2 separate regions of the Mus musculus genome follow, and region 1 is linked to region 2. Evidence: chromatin contacts called from ENCODE Hi-C data. All regions are on one chromosome and are shown on one strand. The core of a region is the stretch at or near the end of the contact, and the rest is flanking DNA. Distances in the headings are between cores, read along the strand shown. Region 1 holds the start of Calcrl (calcitonin receptor-like). Region 2 holds the start of Cwc22 (CWC22 spliceosome-associated protein).

What was found. A loop is a pair of places that touch in the nucleus more often than their neighbours do.
Region 1: a map of heart shows a loop between it and region 2 (5-fold over the local background). The contact joins the promoter of Calcrl here to the promoter of Cwc22 in region 2. A Hi-C loop is called at or near these places in 5 of 37 maps with a recorded cell type or tissue (gastrocnemius and heart).

The regions. Positions count from the first base shown.
Region 1 is chr2:84,422,800-84,426,689 of GRCm38, reverse strand. Calcrl (calcitonin receptor-like) reads left to right here and starts at 1,424. Exons shown (of 16, transcript NM_018782.2): 1 at 1,424-1,620.
Region 2 is chr2:77,944,659-77,948,272 of GRCm38, reverse strand. It overlaps Cwc22 (CWC22 spliceosome-associated protein), which reads left to right and starts at 1,917. Exons shown (of 20, transcript NM_001362658.1): 1 at 1,917-2,123.

The DNA of each region.
Region 1 (3,890 bases), core at 175-2,674, 6.5 Mb before region 2:
CCCTATAGAAAGCAAAACTAAAGTGTCCACAAAGTAACTTCCCAGTTTATCGCCGTCTCTTAAAACTACATTGTGTAGTTCAGCTTCTTACACAGACTTTCCATTTTCAGTGATGGAGATGGTCAATTATGTCCCATATTTCTAAACGGATGCATCCTATTCTATATCCATATACAGAATTAAAGATTCTGCAATAAATCTCCTCCATGGATCAAGATAGGAAACATTTAAAAATGGCGGTGTCTTTCAGGAACACGATATCCAGAGATTCTGCACCCTGTGTCTTTAGTGCGGTTCCTCATCTGCTAGGACTTTGAGCTCCTCATCTGCTACTTGGTTGTAGTAGCTTCGCTATTCGTCTGTTCCTCCAAGGTGAAGCAGCAAGATTGTAGTAGCTAGTTAGAACTTGCCATTTTCTAAATGTTATAAAATATGTTGATTCAAAGTTTAAACAGACAAATTATATTATTTTATCCATCCTTTCCAGTTTATACGTGAGACATTTGATGCAAAGATCATGTGACTTTTAGTGCTGTCTGGCTTCAGGAGTTATGATTATTGCCAAATCTCATAATTTATCATATTATATAAAACTAACAAGTATATTTCAGGTTTATAGGCTTTTTTTCCTGATCATACGCAATGATTTCTTACTTTATGATATAATTATGTTTAGAGGGAAAACTTTTTTTTAAATTGAAGTTCATTTATTGTATGAAATTATTTCATAGTATCATGTTAAACTAAAGCCACCTTTCCTTGAAGGTTATTTTGAGGTACAACTAGTATAATGTTTAGATTATATAAAATGATATAATTATGTCAGATATTTAAAAGTATGTACAATGATTTCATACTCTATACACAGTCTGGCTTTACAGGACATACAACTCAGGAACTCCTAGAAAGGACAGCCCGAAGCCTGTTCATCTTCTCATGCAAAACTGGTTGTGGAGTTGCATCAGATATTAGTGCTCAAAATTGAGTCCGAATTAGTAATTCTGATGCTCAAAATTCCATGCACATTTAAGAAAAAAAGATGTGACTGATAAATTGTTCCTGGTTGTTCTGTGAACCTTAATTCGACACACACCCACACTCCTAACTCCTTTGATTCTTTTACACCAAGATCGCCTTCAAATCCCAGGCAGCAAGTTCTAACAGAACTCAGTCTAGGTGAAAGGCAGCCAGCTTTTGCTGGTAACAATGTGTTCATACAGCAAAGGATCTCTGTCTGTTCAGGCTGCTTCTTGCTCTTGTCAGAGTGAGAAGGGAGTTGCTGCTCCTTTCCTGGGGTAAGCTATTTGAGAAAGAAAGTAACCTAACACTAAGTGCAGGCGGGGCGGGGTGATGTAACAGGAAGCTGTGATGTTTCCCTTCTGCTGCTGATCGCTTACAATCTGACAACACTCCCCATCTACTCAGAACAAGCCCTCTCTTCGCAGCGTGCACTTCTGCCTTAGGACCGGCGGGCTCTGTTGCCTGGACCTCACGCTGCCTGCAGGACCACATTGCAAAGCTTTCCACACCTCGCCTCCGGGAAACTCTTGTGCAGTATCTCAGAAAATCAAACTCCCTCCTGAGACTATTCCCACAGAATTTCCTTAGGAGCTGTGCCAGGTAAGTGTATTATTCAAAATAAACGTATGTATTCTCAGCACTATTCTTAAGTATTATGACAATGTTTCTAACAAGAATTTAGTAAGTGGCATTGAAATAATGTTGAAACCGCTTCATTTAGTCTACAAAGGGATACTAGAGAGTCTTACTCCAGAATGCATACAAAATGTACTACTAGTGCATAAGAGTATTTACAGTGATACTTTAGAAAATAAATTTACCAATTATTAACGATGTGAGCGGGCTATAAGGCAAGTTTCTGAACAAATACCTTAATCAGGAAACAATGCCTTTTTAAAGTTAGTTGTACTACCAGCTCAAGTCCTGACAGCTGGAAAACATTTGCACCCCAGGAAGGGTCTTTAAATTTTCCACATAATCAGTATTCTAAGGAAGGGATGGCAGAAGACTATGGGGTTCCAGAGTCTTCCTGTGTGGCTGAACACAAAGTTGGATTAAGAAGAAAAGCCACCGGCTTGGACTTCTGTTTGCTTTCCGCTTCTTTTGACATTTACACCTCTAACTAGGGAACCAATGGAATTTTCATTGTTCTTTGTTGCTAGATTTGTGTAAATACCCCATTTTTGGTTTTCCTTTGTTTTTGTTGTTGTTTGTATTGGGTTTTTTTCTTTTGGGGGGGGTGTTCATGAATTGTCTCCACTGTATTAAGATCATGGGTGTCTTACAAATAAGGTAAGGGGAAAACAAAAACAAGACAAAACAAACAAACAAACAAACAAAAAACCCAACCAACAACCAACCAACCATAAACCCCACAACTGCCCAGGGTTAAGAAAATGTAGTGATTTCTACATTACTTCATGGTTTTTAAACTCTTAAGCTTAGAGTTGTGTTACTTCAATTATACTGGAAACTTGTGGGGGAAGAGTGTGAAAGGAGTCTCCATAAATACATAAACAGAGGCACGATAAGCAAGTGGATTAGCTCATTAAGCAGAGGAATTAAATTAGATTTTCAGCTATGATGCTGAGATGAAGCAGCTGCAGGTCTCTCTTGCCACAGTACAGACTGTCCTGAGAATCTAAGGAGCTAGTGCCTACTTAACAAGTGGCTGTCAGAGCGGCATCACAGGTTATTGCTAAGGAATGGGAGATATCAGTTTTGGATTAAAATTGTGCTTATTAGCATAATTTATTAAATTCTACGTTTTCTTACTTAAGTGAAATATAAGCTGCAAGATGCCTTTCAATGCTAGCATTCTGAGCTCAATTTCTAGTAGTCTGGCAAATAAACAAAATATTACAAACTCATCCTGAGTAACTCCTCAGTGATTTTTGGCTCAGTTTCCACATGTTTTTCAATGTAATTGAAACATTAATTTGTACACTTGTAATTTTTAAAAGCTTTGCGGCTGATTTATGTTTTTATTTTATTTTTATTTATACTACCGAGTTCCCTGATGTATAAAAACAGACAAGGTGAGTTTAAGATAGGACTTGTTACAAATAGTCATTAAATAACTGGAGAAAGAAGCGAAATCAGCACATTAAATAACCCAGTGTCATTCATAGGAACAGAAGTTGAAAAGCATTATTCTAAGCCAGATGATTTTCTGAAATTAAGTATTATATTAATAAACTATTGTAAATTAGTACCTCCACAAACTCTTCTGATTTTTATTGAATTAATGTTTCAAAGCATATAACCATCTTGTATGATTTATTTTAATATTCTCACCTATATTTGTAGCATCATTTAAAACAATCCTAATTACCAAAAGTTATAGCAGAAAAATGCCAGGCAATGAATATTGATGGTCATTAGGCAAAGAAATTATCTGAGTTAATAACAAGAACATTAAAATAGGAATTTGTATCCTTCTAGAGTACGTGTGGCTTTTAAAATGAGTAAACAATGTCTGAGAATCAAACCATGTTTTTATCTGCAACATCAGTTTAACTAACTAGCAATATTTCCTTGTAGCTTCAAAAAAAATCAATGGGTATAGTCTTAGGCAAGTTCTAAATACATCAATTAAAAACACAGACTTCACAATAGTCATGACCCACGTGATCCGAAATACGTCTTACCTAAAATGTTCTATTTGTAACTCGATATATTTAGATGGCTATTTGGAGCCAGTACAATAATAACATGTTATCAGTTTTATCTCTGCTTACATTTTGATAGTAACTATTTATTCAGAATTGTTTTGAAATTTTGTAGATAAATTAAGACAATCCCCTTTAGAGTATCAGAAACAAATTCACTAAACCAAAAATGCATTTCATGGTTTATGTACAACTTTG
Region 2 (3,614 bases), core at 668-3,167:
GGTCTTGCTATGTAGCCTTGGCTGGCTTGAAACTCACTCTGTATACCAGGCTAGCCTCAAACTCTTAGAGAGCTATCTGCCTCTGCTTCCCAAGTACTAGTATTAAAAGCTCACTACGTAGCCTTGGCTGGCTGAGAACTGACTATATAGATCAGGCTGGCCTTGAACACTTGAACACAGGTCTGCCTCTTAAATTATGGGATTAAAGTGCCTAGCCCAGGATTTTTATTTTGTTTACACCCTGTGGGGGTTTGAATAAAAATGGCCCACATAGACTCACAGGAATTAGGAGGTGTGGCTTTGTTGAGGTAGACTTGGTGCAGTGGAAGGAAGTGTGTCACTGAGGTGGGCTTCTCAGATGCCCACGCCTGGCCAGTGTTTGAACGTCTTCTCCTGCTGTCTGTGGATCTAGATATAGAATTCTCAACTCCTTCTCTAGCCCCCCTACTACTTAGATGCCATAAAACTCCCCACCATGAATTCCACCATCACAATAATGGAATAAACCTCTGTTGTAAGCCAATTAGATTGGCTGTTTGTTTGTTCATTTGTTTGTTTGTTTGAATATAACAATTGCTGTAGTCATGGTGTCACTTTATAGCAGGAGAAACGCTAACAAAGTCATACTATCTCTAGGAAAAGGCTGAAAGCTCAATCACCCTAAAATTATAATAAAGAAGCAGAGCTTACTGCCCCAGGCATTTGATGCCAGCCCCTAGGAAGCAGAGCCAGGCAGATCTCTGTGAGTTCAAGACCAGCCTGGTCTACATAGTAAGTTCCAGGCCAGCCAGGGCTACATAGTGAGACCTTGTCCCTGTTTAAAAAATAAACAAAATTCTTGGAGAAGCCAGGCCTGGTTTACAAAATACTTTGAAATATAAAGATGATGTTGTTTTAGGAAGAGCTTTCCAATCACATTAGCATGCTCTTTAACACTTACCTTTTGGTAACACTGAAAATCAAAGACTAAGGAAACAGTATAATTGAGGCCAGTGCTCTAAACTCGTTACAGATTTCACATTCCAACCCTGAAAGTATCATAAATACAACTTGCTTCTTTTTTTTTTAATTTTTTAATTAATTAATTAATTTATTTATTTTCGGAGACAGGGTTTCTCTGTATAGCCCTGGCTGTCCTGGAACTCACTTTGTAGACCAGGCTGGCCTCGAACTCAGAAATCCACCTGCCTCTGCCTCCAGAGTGCTGGGATTAAAGGCATGTGCCACCACGCCAGGCAACTTGCTTCTTTTCTTTTTTCACCTTCCTCTCTCTCTCTCTCTCTCTCTCTCTCTCTCTCTCTCTCTCTTTCAAGACAGGGGCTCATTATGTAGCTCTGGATGTCTTGGAACACACAGTGCCAGTCTCAGCCTCCAAAATATTTGGAGTAAAGGCAGACACCACCATGTTGGGCCTCCAATTTACTTCTCACTGTCCTTACAACATATCATTTATAATCAGATAGTCTTCCATTCACTTGAATTTAAAATCTTGGAACTTAATAGATACTAAACATTTTGTCACTTTCCCCTCTTCTCCCAAACAGACTTTTGGTAAAGCTTCTGTCAAAAATCTGAAAGGGATCGCTACTTTTTTTATTATTTTCAGGCAAGGTATTATATAGTAAGCCTCTGCGGTAGTTTCATAGTATGTATCTTAGTGTTAAGCTTTTACACTGAAAAAAAAAAAAAAGAAAGAAAAGCTACGGTGTCTACTAAGAGCTACTTTTTATGGCTTTAGAAGATGAGTAGTGTTAGAATAAGAAGCATGCCTCGAAAACCTAGCTCTCAAAAGTGTCTCTAGTGTGACCTCCTATCCGAACGAACTACAATTCCCGTCATGCACTGCGGTCCAACTACAACTCATTTCCGTCCGCGCTGCCAGAGCATGCTGGACTTTGTAGTTCACTCGGACTCACATGTTCTTTTCTCGTGTTCTTTGTAAGGAATGACAGTGTTACTAGCTGGATTGCTTTGACTCAAGGTGTTACTATACCGCATTATCATTAATCGTATCACATACCTGCCAATTCACTACCAGTTTTTCACTAATTTCTCGCGCTACTTTCACCCGGGAAAGGGAACTGACGCTCTTCCGGTATGATGGCGGCGCGGTGGAGCTTTAGGTAATTACGGAACTCTGAAGACTCGGGATAGACTAGGAGCCAGAGTGGGGGCGGCGGGTTGCTAGGTCGCGTGGAGAGGGCAGGGACTTGCGAGTGGGCGCTTGCCCGGTGGGCCTTGCTTTCCTCATGTGGCTGCGCCGTCTCCACCGGCGGCCCGCGAGGTGCCGTGTGAGCCGGCTGGGCCTAGCGCCGGCGGCGGGGCGTGCGTGTCTGGGCCTTGGTCTGGGTTGTCGGTGAACACCTCTCCTGGGAGCACCCTGGGTCGCGTCCCCAGTCGGCGTCCCGGGGCTGGCATTAATAAATTCTGGTAACGCGTTTGCCTCATTCCAGCTTATCCCAGTAGCCAATTCTATTACATTTTCATTTATGGATCGTTTTCATTGACTTGACTGAACCCCTGTCATGTTTAGCCCTAGTGATCCATGTTTCGCATCTTCTGTGTTTAGGTCGCATACGTAGTTAACCTTAACTCTAAAAGCCTCTACTATTTGCAACTTCCAAACATGGGTTTGCAGTTCCTGCCCCTAGCGAGCTGCAGGCCCTACAGTACAAACAGCACTGTGCCAGCTGTTTGACCTGCTCTAAATGCAAGACTTTTTTGATACATTGTAGCCACTTAACTCGCCCCCCCGCCCCCCGGAAGAATAATTTGGGGAAAGGTATTAATAGAAACAGTAACTGAGCCCCGGCAAGCCGTTGGTGAGTTTGCCCAGTGGTTAAAAGCACTCTTTCAGAGGGATCTAGGTTCGATCCAAGCACCCACAAGATGGATCACAACAAATTATAATATCAGATTCAGGGGACTGGATACCTGCTTGCTGATAGCCACTTGCACCAGCAACTTGAACTGTCCCTATATGTATATGAAGGCAAAAAAGATCCATACATGTGAAAATGAGCTACCTTTTCTGTTAATTGTGCTCTGTATTTAAACTGCCTTTTGTTTATTTATTTTTCCTGTTCTCTGTGTAGTCTTGACTGTCTTGGAACTCACTCCTTAGAGCAGGCTGACCTCAAATTTAAAGAGTTCTGCCTGCCTCTGCTTTCTGAGTGCTGGGATTAAAGGTGTGGGCTAGCCGGGTTTAGACTGGTTATTTTAGTTGAGTCCTACCTTGTTCATGACTGGCCCAGTCAGACTCAGTCTGGAAATAGACCAGTTCCAGAAAGAAGTGATTATCGGTAATACAGCAGATTGGAACTAATGTCTTTGAGGGTTTTTCTGTCAGATTTCCCTTGTTTTCTCTGTAAGTCTGAAATTACTGCAGGAACTCTAGCCAGCTTGAATGTGGTGGACAAGGCTCTCCTTCCCAAGTCCCCGTGTCTTGTTAAAAACCGTTAGATCACATTCCTCAAGCTAGCCCCCAAGATCTGTTCCCTGATCTAACCTGCAGAGATCCAGCTATCAAAGCATTGAAGTCCAACAATCCAAAACCTCTCTGGGGTCAACTAATTGACATGCCCAATTTAAATTAAATACCTCAGCCTAACCCC